5 separate regions of the Homo sapiens genome follow, and regions 1, 2, 3 and 4 are each linked to region 5. Evidence: chromatin contacts called from ENCODE Hi-C or POLR2A ChIA-PET data. All regions are on one chromosome and are shown on one strand. Each heading gives the region's core, a stretch centred on a gene start or an enhancer-like site at or near the end of the contact. The rest is flanking DNA. Distances are from core to core; before and after follow the strand shown. Region 1 has its middle 22 kb from the start of INPP5F. Region 2 holds the start of ENO4 (enolase 4). Region 3 holds the start of MCMBP (minichromosome maintenance complex binding protein). Region 4 holds the start of INPP5F (inositol polyphosphate-5-phosphatase F). Region 5 holds the start of FAM204A (family with sequence similarity 204 member A).

The links. Hi-C counts contacts between places; a loop is a spot of excess contacts on that map. ChIA-PET counts read pairs that join two places held with the same protein, here RNA polymerase II (POLR2A). Pooled maps may share reads with other maps.
Region 1: a loop to region 5 is called in a pooled map, with 10 times the contacts of the local background. The contact joins the enhancer-like site here to the promoter of FAM204A in region 5. A Hi-C loop is called at or near these places in 1 of 37 single-sample maps with no recorded cell type and 4 of 50 pooled maps. POLR2A ChIA-PET finds 5 or more read pairs at or near these places in 1 of 52 experiments (OCI-LY7).
Region 2: a map of B cell shows a loop between it and region 5 (8-fold over the local background). The contact joins the promoter of ENO4 here to the promoter of FAM204A in region 5. A Hi-C loop is called at or near these places in 1 of 168 maps with a recorded cell type or tissue (B cell), 2 of 37 single-sample maps with no recorded cell type and 3 of 50 pooled maps. POLR2A ChIA-PET finds 5 or more read pairs at or near these places in 1 of 52 experiments (A549).
Region 3: a map of CD14-positive monocyte shows a loop between it and region 5 (6-fold over the local background). The contact joins the promoter of MCMBP here to the promoter of FAM204A in region 5. A Hi-C loop is called at or near these places in 2 of 168 maps with a recorded cell type or tissue (CD14-positive monocyte and naive thymus-derived CD4-positive, alpha-beta T cell) and 11 of 50 pooled maps. POLR2A ChIA-PET finds 5 or more read pairs at or near these places in 1 of 52 experiments (activated T-cell).
Region 4: a loop to region 5 is called in a map of CD4-positive, alpha-beta T cell, with 12 times the contacts of the local background. The contact joins the promoter of INPP5F here to the promoter of FAM204A in region 5. A Hi-C loop is called at or near these places in 3 of 168 maps with a recorded cell type or tissue (CD4-positive, alpha-beta T cell, CD8-positive, alpha-beta T cell and naive thymus-derived CD4-positive, alpha-beta T cell) and 9 of 50 pooled maps.

What each region holds. Positions count from the first base shown.
Region 1 is chr10:119,702,803-119,705,502 of GRCh38, forward strand. No RefSeq gene overlaps it. Among named protein-coding and RNA genes, the nearest start is that of INPP5F, 22 kb to the right of the region's middle. RefSeq lists enhancers at 1,136-1,185, 1,196-1,245, 1,876-2,155. Within about 2 kb of position 1,294, at least 6 of the 41 ENCODE cell types and tissues checked have a DNase peak (open chromatin) inside an H3K27ac peak, as active enhancers do; they include OCI-LY7, where a contact is called at or near this core.
Region 2 is chr10:116,848,249-116,850,948 of GRCh38, forward strand. ENO4 (enolase 4) reads left to right here and starts at 1,251. Exons shown (of 14, transcript NM_001242699.2): 1 at 1,251-1,483. The coding sequence starts at 1,319. It also overlaps a transcript of HSPA12A not described here. RefSeq lists an enhancer at 1-67.
Region 3 is chr10:119,871,424-119,874,123 of GRCh38, forward strand. MCMBP (minichromosome maintenance complex binding protein) reads right to left here and starts at 1,420. Exons shown (of 16, transcript NM_001256378.2): 1 at 1,104-1,420. The coding sequence starts at 1,161. RefSeq lists a silencer at 875-1,524 and enhancers at 1,755-1,914, 1,780-1,949.
Region 4 is chr10:119,724,780-119,727,479 of GRCh38, forward strand. It overlaps INPP5F (inositol polyphosphate-5-phosphatase F), which reads left to right and starts at 1,271. Exons shown (of 20, transcript NM_014937.4): 1 at 1,271-1,580. The coding sequence starts at 1,484. RefSeq lists an enhancer at 270-319 and a silencer at 930-1,699.
Region 5 is chr10:118,341,032-118,343,731 of GRCh38, forward strand. It overlaps FAM204A (family with sequence similarity 204 member A), which reads right to left and starts at 1,293. Exons shown (of 9, transcript NM_022063.3): 1 at 1,239-1,293; 2 at 696-896. RefSeq lists enhancers at 1,098-1,597, 1,234-1,453.

The sequences.
Region 1 (2,700 bases), core at 44-2,543, 1.4 Mb after region 5:
AAAGACATTCTGGGCTATTTCAACAGTAAAGATGATGCTATCTCCATTTTTGGGGGGAGAGTCATGGCCTTTGGTAGTTTTGAGTGTATTTACCACTAGGTAGTAATATCTTGTTTTCAAACTGATTATTGCTGACTGAATCATGTCCCCTTAAAGATATGCTCAAGTCCTAATCCCCGGTACCTATGAATGTGAGTTTATTTGGACATACATCCTTTGTAGATCTAAAAAAGTTAAGATGAGGTTTTACTGGAACACTAGTTCAATGACTGGTACCTTTATAAGAAGAGAAAAATTTGAACACTGATACAGACACACAGGGAGAGTGCCGTGTGACAAATGAGACAGAAATTGGAGTGATATATCTACAAGCCAAGGAACACCAAGAATTGCAGGCAGCCTGCGGAAGCTGGAAAAGGCAAGGAAGGATTCTCCCTTGGCGCCTTCAGAGGGAGCCTGGCCCAGCCAACACCTTGATTTTGGATTTCTAGCCTCCAGAATTGTGAGAAAATACACTTCTGTTGTTTACTGCCACCCACTTTATGGTCATTTGTTACAGCAGCCCTAGAAAACCAATACACTGACCAAATGACCACATCTCTTTGTCCCCTCTCTTATTTTATTTATTAATTCACTTATGTTTTATAGAGATGGGGTCTCACTATGTTGCCAAAGCTGGTCTCAAACTCCTGGGCTCAAGAAATCCTCCCACCTTAGCCTCCCAAAGTGCTGGAATTACAGGCATGAGCCACTGTGCCCAGCCCCCTCTCTTATTGTAATCAGTAGATTAATCCTGGTTCTCAATAGCCTTGAGGTTTCTGATGGAAATTTTAATATAATTATTAACATATTCTTTGTTTTTGAGACGGAGTCTTGCACTGCTGCCCAGGCTGGAGTGCAGCGGCACGATCTCGGCTCACTGCAAGGTCTGCCTGTTGGGTTCACGCCATTCTCCTGCCTCAGCCTCCCCAGTAGCTGGGACTACAGGTGCCCGCCACCATGCCTGGCTGATTTTTTATATTTTTAGTAGAGACGGTGTTTCACTGTGTTAGCCAGGATGGTCTCTATCTCCTGACCTCGTGATCCACCTGCCCTGGCCTCCCAAAGTGCTGGGATTACAGACGTGAGCCACCACGCCCTGCCAACATATTCTATTTTTACATTAAAATAATATATATTTGGATTGGGGAAACCTTCTGATGACTGAGTTGGTAAGCTCCTAGGAAAGACAGAAACTCACTCTGTAGGCCCCATCCTGCACAGCTAGTAGATGCTGCAGGGAGAACTGGGCATCCCCCAATGATGTGATGCTTCAGTTTCAACATCTGTAAACGCTGCTGATATTTCCTTCCTGCTACTTCAGAATAAAAATACGTCTTTAAAGTATTTTGAGCTCTATGGAGCCTGCTGTAGAAATTTAGAGGTAGCATGATAATCATCCTTCATCTTCGTTTTTTTTTTTTTTTTGAGTCTTGCTCTGTCGCCCAGGAGGCTGCTTTTTTTTTTTTTTTTTTTTTTTGACTGACCTTCCCTTCTTCTGAACTTGTTATTCACATCTTGTCCTCAAGACATTTTCTCCTTGGTACCGAGCAATAATTTTTGTTCTGATGTCATTGGTGATTCCGCACCTATGGAAAGCTGTTATTTTCCATTCTATCAGGAACTCAGGTATTTATTTCAATCTGTTCGTAGCAGAGAAGAATATTTCTGTTGAATGTATTCCTGTTCTTGTCAGGTTGTAAAGATGAGTAGAATGGGATGCCTCCCTAGCGCTGTGAGTTGTTGTTGTTGTTTGTAATATGTGAAATTGATGTAAACCCTCCTGACTTCAAGTTTTCGAAACCTCCCACTACTGCAATGAGTCAGATAGAACCAGGAACTGACACTAAGCTGATGACCCGAAAAGGGATCCATTGCTGAATTACACCATCATTAGTGAGAAGCTCCTGATCTCCTACTTTCTAACTCCAAGAAAGGTTCTATTTGTCGGTTGAAAGAGAAACTCAGCCACAGGTGGTGGGGTACGTCTATAATTCCAGCACTTTCGGAGGCTGAGGCAGAAGGATCACTTGAGGCCCGGAGTTCAAGAGCAGCCTGGGCAACAGAGTGAGACCCTGTCTTTACAAAAATAGATAGGGATATTTTTGTATGCTTCCTTTCTGGCTCCAGTATAACCTTCTTCTAGAGCTTCTTTGTCCTCAAACCTTAAGGAAAATATGAATAGCTATTCGGTTTTGTTTTTCAGTGTGTACAACCTTTGGGCTCTTATTCTGTCTGCAAAATTTAGACGTTTTTGTTGCTCATTGCTCACCTTCTTAATTTTTTTTTGTTTTTGTTTTTGTTTTGTGAGATGGAGTCTTGCTCTGTCGCCCAGGCTGGAGTGCAATGGCGCAATCTTGGCTCACTGCAACCTCTGCCTCCTGGGCTCAAGTGATTCTCCTGCCTCGGCCTCTCAAGCAGCTGGGATTACAAGGTGCCTCCCACTCAGCTAATTTTTGTGTTTTTGGTAGAGATAGGGTTTCACCATGTTGGCCAGGCTGGTCTCGAACTCCTGTGATCCACCCACCTTGGCCTCCCAAAGTGCTGGGACTACAGGCGTGAGCCACTGCACCCAGCCACCTTCTTAATATTTTTAAGAGGAAGATACTTTCCCACATTAGGTGTTGATTATGATTGACATTTTTATGATTTAAAAAAACC
Region 2 (2,700 bases), core at 1-2,500, 1.5 Mb before region 5:
TGATGGTCCATTACACACAGACAGTGAGACGTTCCGTAAGAGAGCAGAGAGAACACGGAGGAAGTTTGGAAGGTGCATGTCTGGGTTTGTGTAACAGTACTTATAGCATCACATTTTTATGCATCTGCACCCATACGTGCATGTATTGAAAATAACTGTGTTTCAAAGTGCTTTCTCACTCACTTCCTCATTTTGTACTAAGTGACTCGGGAAACAGGCAGAGGAGGTAAGATGATGTTTTCCAGAGGGGGGAAAGTGTGGCACAGATCTTGTAACTGATCTGCTTAGGTAGGAAACATAAACAGGCGTGAGTGGAACAAGAACACCCTGTCCGTCGCCGCCCACTCCTGCAGCAGAGGAAGTATCTAGAACTGAGGACGCACACTAAGTTCTGTAATCGCATGATACCTGGCAGGTACAATGAAGCCAGGAAGGCACTTCGGATTGAAAAGGGCAAGGACATAGGCAGCATTCTGGAGAGGGAACGTGAGCCAAGGCCATTCCCCCATTTCCGTTTTACCTCCCCAAGTCCTGCCTGAATCATCCCCCATCCTTAGGTCTGCCCAAACCACAACCATCCCTTAGGGTTCACCCCAGATATTTTCAACCCACACTGGTTTTTTTCATTCCATTGATTTCACCCCCACTAATATCCCAGAGAAGGGCAAGTGGCCGTTTCTCTCCTGGACATCATAGCAGGCCCAGCCAGCACACGGCTCGGCTCAGAGCAGGTAGTTAATAAACATGAGCCGAATGAAAGAATTCCTGAGATCGCCACCGCTCAGTAAGGATGCCCTGAGCCCCTACATCCCTCCCCCAACAGAGTGGGCCTGCCTGGCACGGGCGGCCTTAGCAACCCGGAGGAGCTCACTAACAGCAGAGAGCAAGGGGGCGCGTGGGGAGGGCGGGGTGGCCCAAGACGCTGGGCCACTGGGACCCGAGCGCGCGACCCCAGCCGGAATTCGGAGCTAAGGCTGCCGCGCTCCGGCAAAACGCGCTTGATGAGGTCGTTAAAGATTTCCCCCTCTGGAAAATCGCCAGGGAAAAGTGGTGAAAAACGAAGCCGGGAGGGCCCTAGTCTCGGGAGTCTAGGAGGAGCCCAACCCCCGGACCTAATGCCGCAGGGAGAAAAGACAGAGCAGCGAGCGCAAATACCATCCTAGCTCCAATAAAAGGGAACGACTTTTACCGCAGGAAGAACCTAGGCCTGGAAGCCACGCGAGATCTGGGGGTCGGGATCACGTTGCGTTGCCTAGCGACAGCAGGGACGCTCGTGGGACCCCAGGCTAAACCCCGCTGTAGCCTTAAATCTCCTACCATGGAGGAAGAAGGCGGCGGCCGCAGCTGTGGGACCACTAGGGAGCTGCAGAAGCTGAAGCAGCAGGCGATGGAGTACTACCGGGAGAACGACGTTCCGCGCAGGCTGGAAGAGCTGCTCAACTCCACCTTCTACCTCCAGCCTGCCGACGTCTACGGGCACCTGGTAGGGACCTGGGACAAGCGCTCTCCTCCCGCCAACCCCTCTCCCCCCGCCCCGCGCTGCGGCAACGCCTTGCGCCTGCGCCTGCGCCTCAGAATCTCGCATGCCAGCCGCCCGGGCCCTGGGCCTGCGTGTGCGGAGGAGACTTCTGGAGGGAAGGAGCGGGAAGGACACCCAGGGGTGAAGGGATCTCCCCAGAGAAAGTGGCAGAAAGGAGGCAGCTGGAGGAAAGAGGGCGCTAGGCGTATTTGACCTGCAGCGGCAGCCCAGGGGCTGGCAGGCTTCCTCGCTGCCTAAGAGGCCTCTCCGTTTGTGGGCCGGCCCACCGCCCATGCTTGCCAATTGTCATTTTTAACACATACCTTAATGCCCTCAGCTCAGCTCACCGACCTTAAGCAGCTCCTCTTTGATCACAGGATGAACACCTTGGCGTTTGCTACAACTTGGCTTCAGCCTATTCTGGGGCCTCATCCTACTGGCTCCTCTGCCGGGATGCCAGTTAATATCTGACCAGCCCCGCCCTAAACTCCAAAATTCAGACCAAAGCCTTGCCCACGTAGCCCTGGACCAACCGTCCTTCTGGGTTCCTACAGCATTTCCTTCGTGTATTGTAGTCTCTTGAGGCAGCCTCCCTAGGCAGCCTGTGAGCCCCTGCTGGGCTCAGAAGCCTTGTCTTCTCACCTTCCGGGTCTCTGCCCAGCCCTGAGATCTGGCACATACCTTAGCGTTAAGCAGTGAGCAGCTGAAGCAAAGACGTTTTCTCCCTTCCAGATCTATAAGTAGTAAGGAAGGCAGTGTGGCTGGGGCCCCTAGGAGTTTGCACTATGGCAAGGCAAAGCAAGGAGGCAATGTGAACACCAAGCAGAAGGAGTCCTATGAAGAGGCAGATGTGCTGTCAGGGTGCAAAACCACGTCGTATTGAGGCAGTTGATATAAAGGATGTTCCGCGAATGACTTTTTCCCACTCATGGCCTATACTATCAAAGGGGAGAGGTGTGGGGTTTACTGAGCCCCTTGTGCTGCGTACTGTAACTCAATCCTCAGTACCACTGCGACGAGGTAAAAATGATGATTCCCATTTTACAAATAAAGAACCTGTGGCCAGTGCAATTTAAATGATTTTCCCAAAGGACATAGTGACAGAAGAAAAAAAATCAAACCACATTTGTGTCCCTAGTACCCAGCAGAGTGCATGGCACACAGTGGATGCTGAGAAACTA
Region 3 (2,700 bases), core at 170-2,669, 1.5 Mb after region 5:
TATCCAGGCTTTTTTCTAATATAATGCCATTAGTTACAGCCTGGGAAGCCAGGTAACTAAACTAATTAGAATTACAGGTAAATTAATAAGGACTTCCTGAGTAAGCACTAGAGGCCCTCCTATAAGAAATACCATACATTGTTTGCCGTCGATTTTGGCTGCTGAGGATGATTTAGCTTCCCACTGCCTTTTCTCTCTAGTACCCCAAGATGTTTTTTTCAATGAGCTAAGGCCGCTCTACAACTCTAAGTTAACTCCAGACAAGTCAGGTGTTGCCATCTACAGTGATTTCTAGCTGGATCTGACTCCGCCACTCATTACGTGTAAAAAGACACTGGGGAATGGAACGGTTGTCAAAATGCCCAGTTAACGACAACAAATATAAACTTTTCTTCGTATACCCTTCGCAGTAAAGTAGCAACAGCAATCGCAACCAAAATTTACTAAGCTCGCCTGCAGGATTCTCAGCCCTGTGTACAAACTCAAGTAGCTCAATATTTCTTGCTGGCTCTGGCACAGGAGCAGATCCAGACTAGATGGGTTCTAAAGTCATCCCAACAGGAAAACTAAGCTATGAACATTAAATCTTATCTCTGAAAGAGAGAATGAGGGTAGCACAGGAGTTAGAACCAACTTCTGTGCAAGCGAGCACTCCCCGACGCACCGGAAGTTTTGAAATATCCTGTGGGCTTCCCACAGGCAAAGTGGTTTTCCCTCCCCGCGGCTCTGCGGGCCCTCCCCAGGGTTCGAGGACCTCCGAGTTTGCTGCGCCCGGGGCCGGGGCCCTGGCCCTGCCACAGGCTGGGAGCGAGGCCGTCAATCACAGCCCGCGAATCACAGCCCGCGCCCCACGACTTCACCTTGGCGGCTCCCAAGCTGCGACTCGGGCAGGTGGGAGGTACCTGCGGCCCGGCTCCTGCCCCTGCCTGCTGCGACCGGGGGAGAGGCTGTCCCAGCTGGGGCCGGTGCAGGCCCCGGGGCCCCGTCTCGGGCCACGCGAGCCCTCGAGATGGTACCGCGTGGGGGCCGCGCGGCGGGGCCCTGCCCCGGGGCCCGGCAAACTCGGCTGCCCGCCCGGCCCGCCCCCCGGCGCCGCCACTCACCGAAGAATCCCTGCACGATTCCCAGCGGGTGGCTGAGCCAATCCTCCCCACACGGCATCTCGCCAGGGGCCGGGGCCGGCGAAGACCGGGCGGAGGCGATCCGCGGGCCGAGCGCGGCCGGGCGGCCGGCGCCCAGCTCCTCTTCAGCGGCTCGGCCGCTCCTCGCCCGCGTTCGCTCGCGCCCTCCCACGCACAGCGAGCCGCGGGGCGCGGGCCTCCCGCGCCTCAGGGAGCGGCGGCTGCGGTGGGGCCGCCGAGGAGCTGCTGGCGACAGTCAGGCGGGCGCGTACGGGCCCCTAGCCTTCACTTCGCACAATGGCGGGAAATAGCCGCCGCCGACCGCGCTGCCTGCGACCTGGGTGGAGCTCGCGTGGGGAGGGGCGGCGGGAGCGCGCGGCGCAGCGCGGCTCTGCGCGGCGAGGAGGAGGGGCGGCGGCGGCGCCGCCATCTTGGAGACGGGCAAAAGGAAGGGCACGCAGCGCCGCTGGAGGCTGCGCAGCGCGGGGCCCGGCGACGCGCTCCAAGGGCGGCGCGTTGTCGTTTGTACCCCTGGGCCGGCGTGTAGCGGGAACTCCCATAGTGGGCTTATAAGAGGGCAAAGCGAGTCTGCACAACAGCTGAAAAGCATTAAGCTCAGAGACCTCAGAGTCATCTCTGGGCAAAATTAGTGGGCGAAACCGCCTTGGGAATCCGCCCACCTCCTCTTCGTGCCTTTTTTTTCTTTTTTTGCTGATGGCAGCACTTTTATTTGGGTCCCCGGCCCGAAACCCTGAGTGGTGACTTTTCCCTCAGCTGCACAAGGTCTCCCTGAGGAAGGTGCACATTTAGAGAAGGGGAACCTCGGAGGACCCCACGCTCCTTCTGCAGTCGCGTCAGGCCCTGTGGCTCAGGGACGGTTCCTTACCGAGGGGCGGGCGCTCTAAACGCTCCGGGCCCGGCCTGCGCCCTGGTTGCGAACACCGGGTCGGCGTCTGTCTGGAAGCTGGCAGCCGCCGTCGGGGAGCGGTGCGAGGCTCCTGCACTGCGCGCCGCTAGGATACCCTGGAGAAGGAAGCTACGAAGACCGACTACAGCAGCCTTTTGCTGAGGCAATTTGGAAAATACCCAAGTTCAAGAGTGAAACTGTGGGAGTCGCTCTGAACCTCTTCTGGTTCAGGAGGCTGTCCGATAAAAAAGAAAAAAAGAATGAAACTGTGTCTCCCCTGGGCCTGAAATGTACCTAAGAAAACCCCAGGCCCATCAGATATATCTACTCAATGAAAAAAGGGCATGGTGACGGAAGGGGAATGACCTGAATGGAATCTACAAAGTGAGGAGCTGAAGGAAAAAAACGGAACCCGTGTCTCAAACCCTCCTTGGGGCTGTAGGAAGGGGGGAAAATCTTTCTACCTTTCTAGGTTCTCCACTGCGGCCCTTATCACAAAGCTCGGATTGGCAAAAGAAAAATTTAGTAACATGTACATCTTATATGGGCAAAACTCAAGGAAGAGTAACTCAAACAGGTGGCTTAGAATGGGGGAATTACGTAGCATTTACAATAAAGAACAATAACTGGGGAGAAATGGCGAAAGCAGTTTGAAGTTTCCAAAAACAGCAG
Region 4 (2,700 bases), core at 21-2,520, 1.4 Mb after region 5:
TACTTGAGCAGAAGGTTAAAAGTATTGCTTTCTGAGAAGTCCCATTCGGTCACTCCTCTCTCTCGCAAGAGAGACAGCTGTTCTCCCTTTTCTTTTGCCTATAAACTTCCGCTCCTAAACTAAAAAAAAAAAAAAAAAAAGTATTGCCTTATTTTTCTCATCTCCTACTTCTTGTCTTTTTCTCTTGTTTCCGATTCAGGCATTAGAGAAGGCAAGGAGTTAGGAGTAGGAAGACTCAATGATTTATAGAACTGGGGGTGTCATAAAAGGTCATTAGTTCAACCACCATCTGAGACCAAGAGACTTCCCCAAGATCACACAGCTAGATAGTCCTCGAACTGGCCCCGGAAGTGGGGGCCTCATTCTCCAGACCCATTCTGTTCAGGATATCAACTGGTTTTTCAAGACAGACTGAGCTCAAGGATGTTTGGGGGAGACTCCTCCTTCCCCGAGAGGGTCTCCATTCATCTTATCCTCGCCAAACGATATTCCTTCCGCTTGCTTCATTAACTGGCTCCATTTGTGAAGTCTTCTCCAAACCGCCCTGCTTAATTCGGGACACAGCAGCACCTGTACATTCCTCCCTTCCTCCTCGCTCTTTAGCCGCGTGCTGCTAATGCTTGTGTGTTTTCTATTGTTACATGCTTTCCCTCGTTGATGTGCATTTATTGAATGCCTCCTGTTGTCAAACTTCTAATAGGGAATACGAAAACAGAAGACGCCTCCGCTTGGCTGTGGGCCTGGCTGGGGATGAACCCCTGTAGCCAGGCCCCGGGGTCTCGCCTGGTTTCGGTACGGGCAGGCAGCGCAGGCCCGCGGGGAACGTACCCCGCACCGCTCCGGGAGAGCGGGTGTGGGGTTGGATTCAGGTCTCGGCCTGGCGAAGCGTGAGCGCCTCCCTGCACGGAGGGGAGGCCCCAGCGGTGGGCGCCTGTCCCCAAGGCCGCGCGGAGGGAGGCGGTCAGTCCAGACCGACTCGGCCGAGCTCCCGAGCTGCCACCGGTGACCACGACAGGAAGGCTGGCGCGCCGGGGGAGGGGCCTGGGCAAGAGCGGGAGGGGCGGGCGGAAGGACGAGAGGGAGGAGGAAAGACCCGCGGGGAGGAGCTGGGAGGAGACACCCGGGAGAAGGCGGAGGAAAGGGCAGGAAGCGGGAGGGAGCTGAAAGGAGGAGGAGGCTGAGGGGCGGAGCCGGGCGCTCGGGGAGAGTAGCCAGCAGAGGGGGTGGAGCCGGGCCTGGGGCGGAGCCAGGGAAGGGGAGGAGCGGGGGGGAGAGGCCTCTACGGCCGCCGCTGCCGCCGCCGCTGCCGGGGCGCGTTCTCCTCCTACCGGTCGGGTGCCCCGGGGCGTTCCCTCTGCCGCTGCTTCTCGGCGCGGTTCCTACCCGGCCGCTCCCCGAGGCGCGGGCTCTGGCGGCCTCGACCGACTAGGACGCCCCGTGCGCCGCCCGCGGGCCGCCGCCTCCCTGGGCGCGCGGGGCCAGCATGGAGCTCTTCCAAGCCAAGGACCACTACATCCTGCAGCAGGGCGAGCGCGCGCTGTGGTGCAGCCGCCGCGACGGCGGCCTCCAGCTCCGACCCGGTGAGGCTGGCGGTGCGGGCGGGGGGCACCCCGGGCCAGGGCGGGGAGAGGAGGGGGCGCGGCCGGACCCCTCAGCCGGGCGGGAGGAGCCGCCTGCGGGCCTGGTGAGGCGGGGCGGGGCGGGCTGCGAGCGCGCGAGCTGTCATTATTCCCTGACTGGAAGGAGCCTGGCCTTTCTCCGAGACAGCGCCGAGCCCCTACCCCAGTGCGGAGCAGAAGGGGCTGGCGACCCTCGTCCTTCCCACCGCGTCACGCGGCCGCCCTTGGGGCTTGGGGCCCAGGCCGAGGGGAGGGGGTCCCCTCCGGCAGAAAGTTCCAGCAAGGTGCACCTGGCCGTAAAGGCCTCTTCCTCCTTGGAGTAGTTCTTACATGGCCTTCGCCAGAAGTTCTGGGTTCGAATTCCGATCTGGAGCGGTTGCGCCAGTTCCGTCTAGGGCTCTGCTGGACACTCACTCCCTGTTGCCATCCCGTGTGTTCTTGGTCCCTTATTATTAAAGGTGTGACTTTACTGTGGTTACCTCATAGGCACTCGGTTTAAAGCCTTTGTCTTTGACTTTAATACCACAGCACAATTAAATTGTATTGTAATGTATAATTTTGAGATTTTTGTGTGACTTGATGTTGTGCGACACAAAATGTATTGTGGGTCCATGTTTGGGTGTCATGTAAGCTGTTCGGAGAGGCTTAAGTCTGCAATTAGCTTGCTTTAGGAAAATGTGTGTGCAGTCGTGGTTTAAACAGAGCAGTCCCTGCCCTCAGAGCGCTGACAGTCCAGTTTCTTGTAAGATGGGGCTGGGTGGCACCTGCCCCTTTTGGCTTGCTAATCCTTTCCTCATATCACTCAGAGATTCTTCCACTTTAGGGAAAGCGAGAGGATAGAGTTCTTTAAGGAAGGAGCCAGAGCTTTTCAGACTTACTTGTAATTCTTATGTGCAGTCTAGACAGAAGGATTACATGATATGAATTGAAAAGGATAAAAGGTTCAGATGAGCTTTTCAGATCACAGCGTGGTATCACTTATAGGATGGTTTTTAAGGACAGGCCCTTTAACATATTATTTCCAATCCCCACAGCAACCTTACAGGACACGTGTGGGATCCTCTTTTTCAGGTGAGGAGAA
Region 5 (2,700 bases), core at 43-2,542:
TGTACTTTTTGAGTACAGAAAGCTATGCAAGATGCTATACTAAGTTGCATACATCAAAGTCAAAGTCACAGTCAGAGGTTTGAGTAATAATGTCATATTTTCTGGACAACCAGACAGCTGCTTATAATCAAAACCCAAAAGATATATTTGAGCAGCTCGATGGGTAAATGTTTTCCATCTCTATTCCAGAATTTAAATTCCATTTTCATCGTATAAGGCTGTCTTATTTCCTATATTTTGTATTTGATTAGAAATAATTCCAGAAGCCTGAACTTCGTCTGATCTAAAATTAATTTCACTTGTATACTAATTATAAGCCACAATTATTTAACAATCTGAAGATTGTAATTTACATCATAATCAGAGTCTGTGACTTAAAAATAGTTACTATTTTCAAGCATGTTAACATCAACATTAACGTAAATATCCTATTTACTTTTATGAAATGAATGTGTTCCTTTTCTCAAAAAAGGTACAGAAAGGACAACTGAATTACAGGCCTGAGAGCGAATCCAGAAAAACTACTTATTTAGCAAGATTTTGCATGTATTCAACTGTTTTAATTAAAGAGAGTGTTCGTTTACTTGAGGCCTGGAAAACATTTTCCCAGACCCAAGATCCTGCATGGAAAGACAATAAACCAAGTTAACAGTTCAAGGCTCATTTTAAGTCGATTCCGCTGTGAGAATACTTACAGGGTCCAAGATTGCAAGAGGATGGGTCTAGAAAGGTACACCGTTCCTGCTTGGCTGCACAACCCGGAATTCTGCAGGCTTTCTGGCGGCAATGCCACACTCCAATCCCAAAAGAGAGAGAAGCCCCTCCCGGGCACAGAACTAAGCGCTGCACATTCCGGCGAAGGATGTCTAGCCTGCTGGCAGTCCCATTAACTGGAGCTGTTTTCCGGAATACAGCAACTGTAAACGTGAGCCTGTTTTCCCTATCGACAGCCTCCTCAATCCCCTCTCACTTTGACCTGGGTGGGACGGAGAACCCCCTCCACATAACAGGCTGGGGAGGCCGCTGCGACGCCCCTTTCGAGGAAGGCTGAGGGCGGCCCCGCCGTCGCTTCCGCGGCCCCGGGCCGGGGGCTTTTCTAGCCTGCTCCGGGAGGCTCGGCCGAGGAGCTATGAGGCCGCCCATGCCGCCTCCCTCGGCTGCCCACAAGAGGCCCTCCCAGACTCATCATGCCGGAGCCCGAACCGGCGGGTAACCAACCCTCCATAAGCCGTACTCACCTGTCAGGAAGTGGTCGCCCAGCAGCCATCTTAGGACCCCGTCAACATCGCGCCTTCTCATTGGCTCCTGCGTCTCAACCAATGGGCTGGGGCCGTTCTGGCCCTAGGGTCGCCTTAGCAACCGGCCTCCTGGGGCTTCCCTTTTTAGTCCGCCCGAAGGAGGTGGTTCCTTTCTTTCTTTTTTTTCTCTCTTTTATCTTGCCGTTTTCTCTTTCTTCTGAACATTTTTAAAGACTTTGTTCTTTCTTCATTCCCTGCTGTAGGCCAATGCGTCTGGGCAAGGAAAGGGCTGACATAGACCTTGAACTGAGAGTTGATGCCACCAGGAGGGAGAATCTTGCAGAGTGCTTTCTTTCTAGGCCCCTCTGCAAACGTCTTCATTCATTCATCCTTTCCCCTCACTCTCTTCCTTTTTTTTAATTTTTTTTCTTTCTTCACCTATTTATTGGGCGCCTACTTTGTACCAGGCATCGTGCTAATCTCTGGTTAGCAGAAAACATGCTGACTCTTGCTCTCTTGGCGCCTACCGTCTGGTGATGGGGTCCAAGGTGCTTCACTGACTGGACCAAAAGTTTACCGAACTTCTTTTTTTCTTATTTGTGGCAGGCACTGTGTTATGCCCAGAAGGGGGTGCTTGGGGAACATAGAAAATAAGGGGAAAAAAAAGAGAGAGAAAAGCACTGCGAAGAGGATAAAATACCCTATGGATAGGGATGGGAATAGGGCTATTTTAGAAATATTTGCATTTTCCGAAATACTGTTTTATAATAAGAATAACATTAAGTGTACCTATTTGCTAATTTTGTGATGATTATATAAGAAAAGCCTGGGCAACAGAACCAGACCCTATTTCAAAAAAAGAAAAGAAAAGAAAATACAGTAGGCTTCCCTCATCTGTGGCTTCTCTTAGCCTGATTTCAGTTACCTGGGGTCAACCAAGGTCCAAACACATTAAGTAAAAAATTCCAGAAATAAGCAATTCAAATGTTTCATTGCAAGCCCATTCTGGATATCCTGATGAAATCTGCAGTGTGAATCATCGCTTTGTCCATGCATGCTGTTAGGCTACCAGGTTCTTAGTCACTTAGTAGCCATCTTGGTTATCAGATTGAAAAACTATATGTGGGGTTCGCCATTATTCCAGGATTCAGGCATCTACCGGGGAGTCTTGGAAGGTATTCCCTGCGGATAAGGGAGGCTACTGTACACATAAAGACTTTAACATGTTACCTAGCCCACGCTAATTTTCAATCTCAGCTGTTTTTTGCTGTTAACATTACCAATAATGTCTTTCTTCAAAGCAAGCTAAATGTGTATAAAATTTTGCATTGCACTCAGTAATATATCTCAATTTCACATCAACAGATGGTTAAGCCTATTAACTATCCACTAAACCACCTCACCTCCAACATCTTCCAGAAGATGCGCCAAGTTTAGAGAGCAGTTTTCTATAACCCCAGAA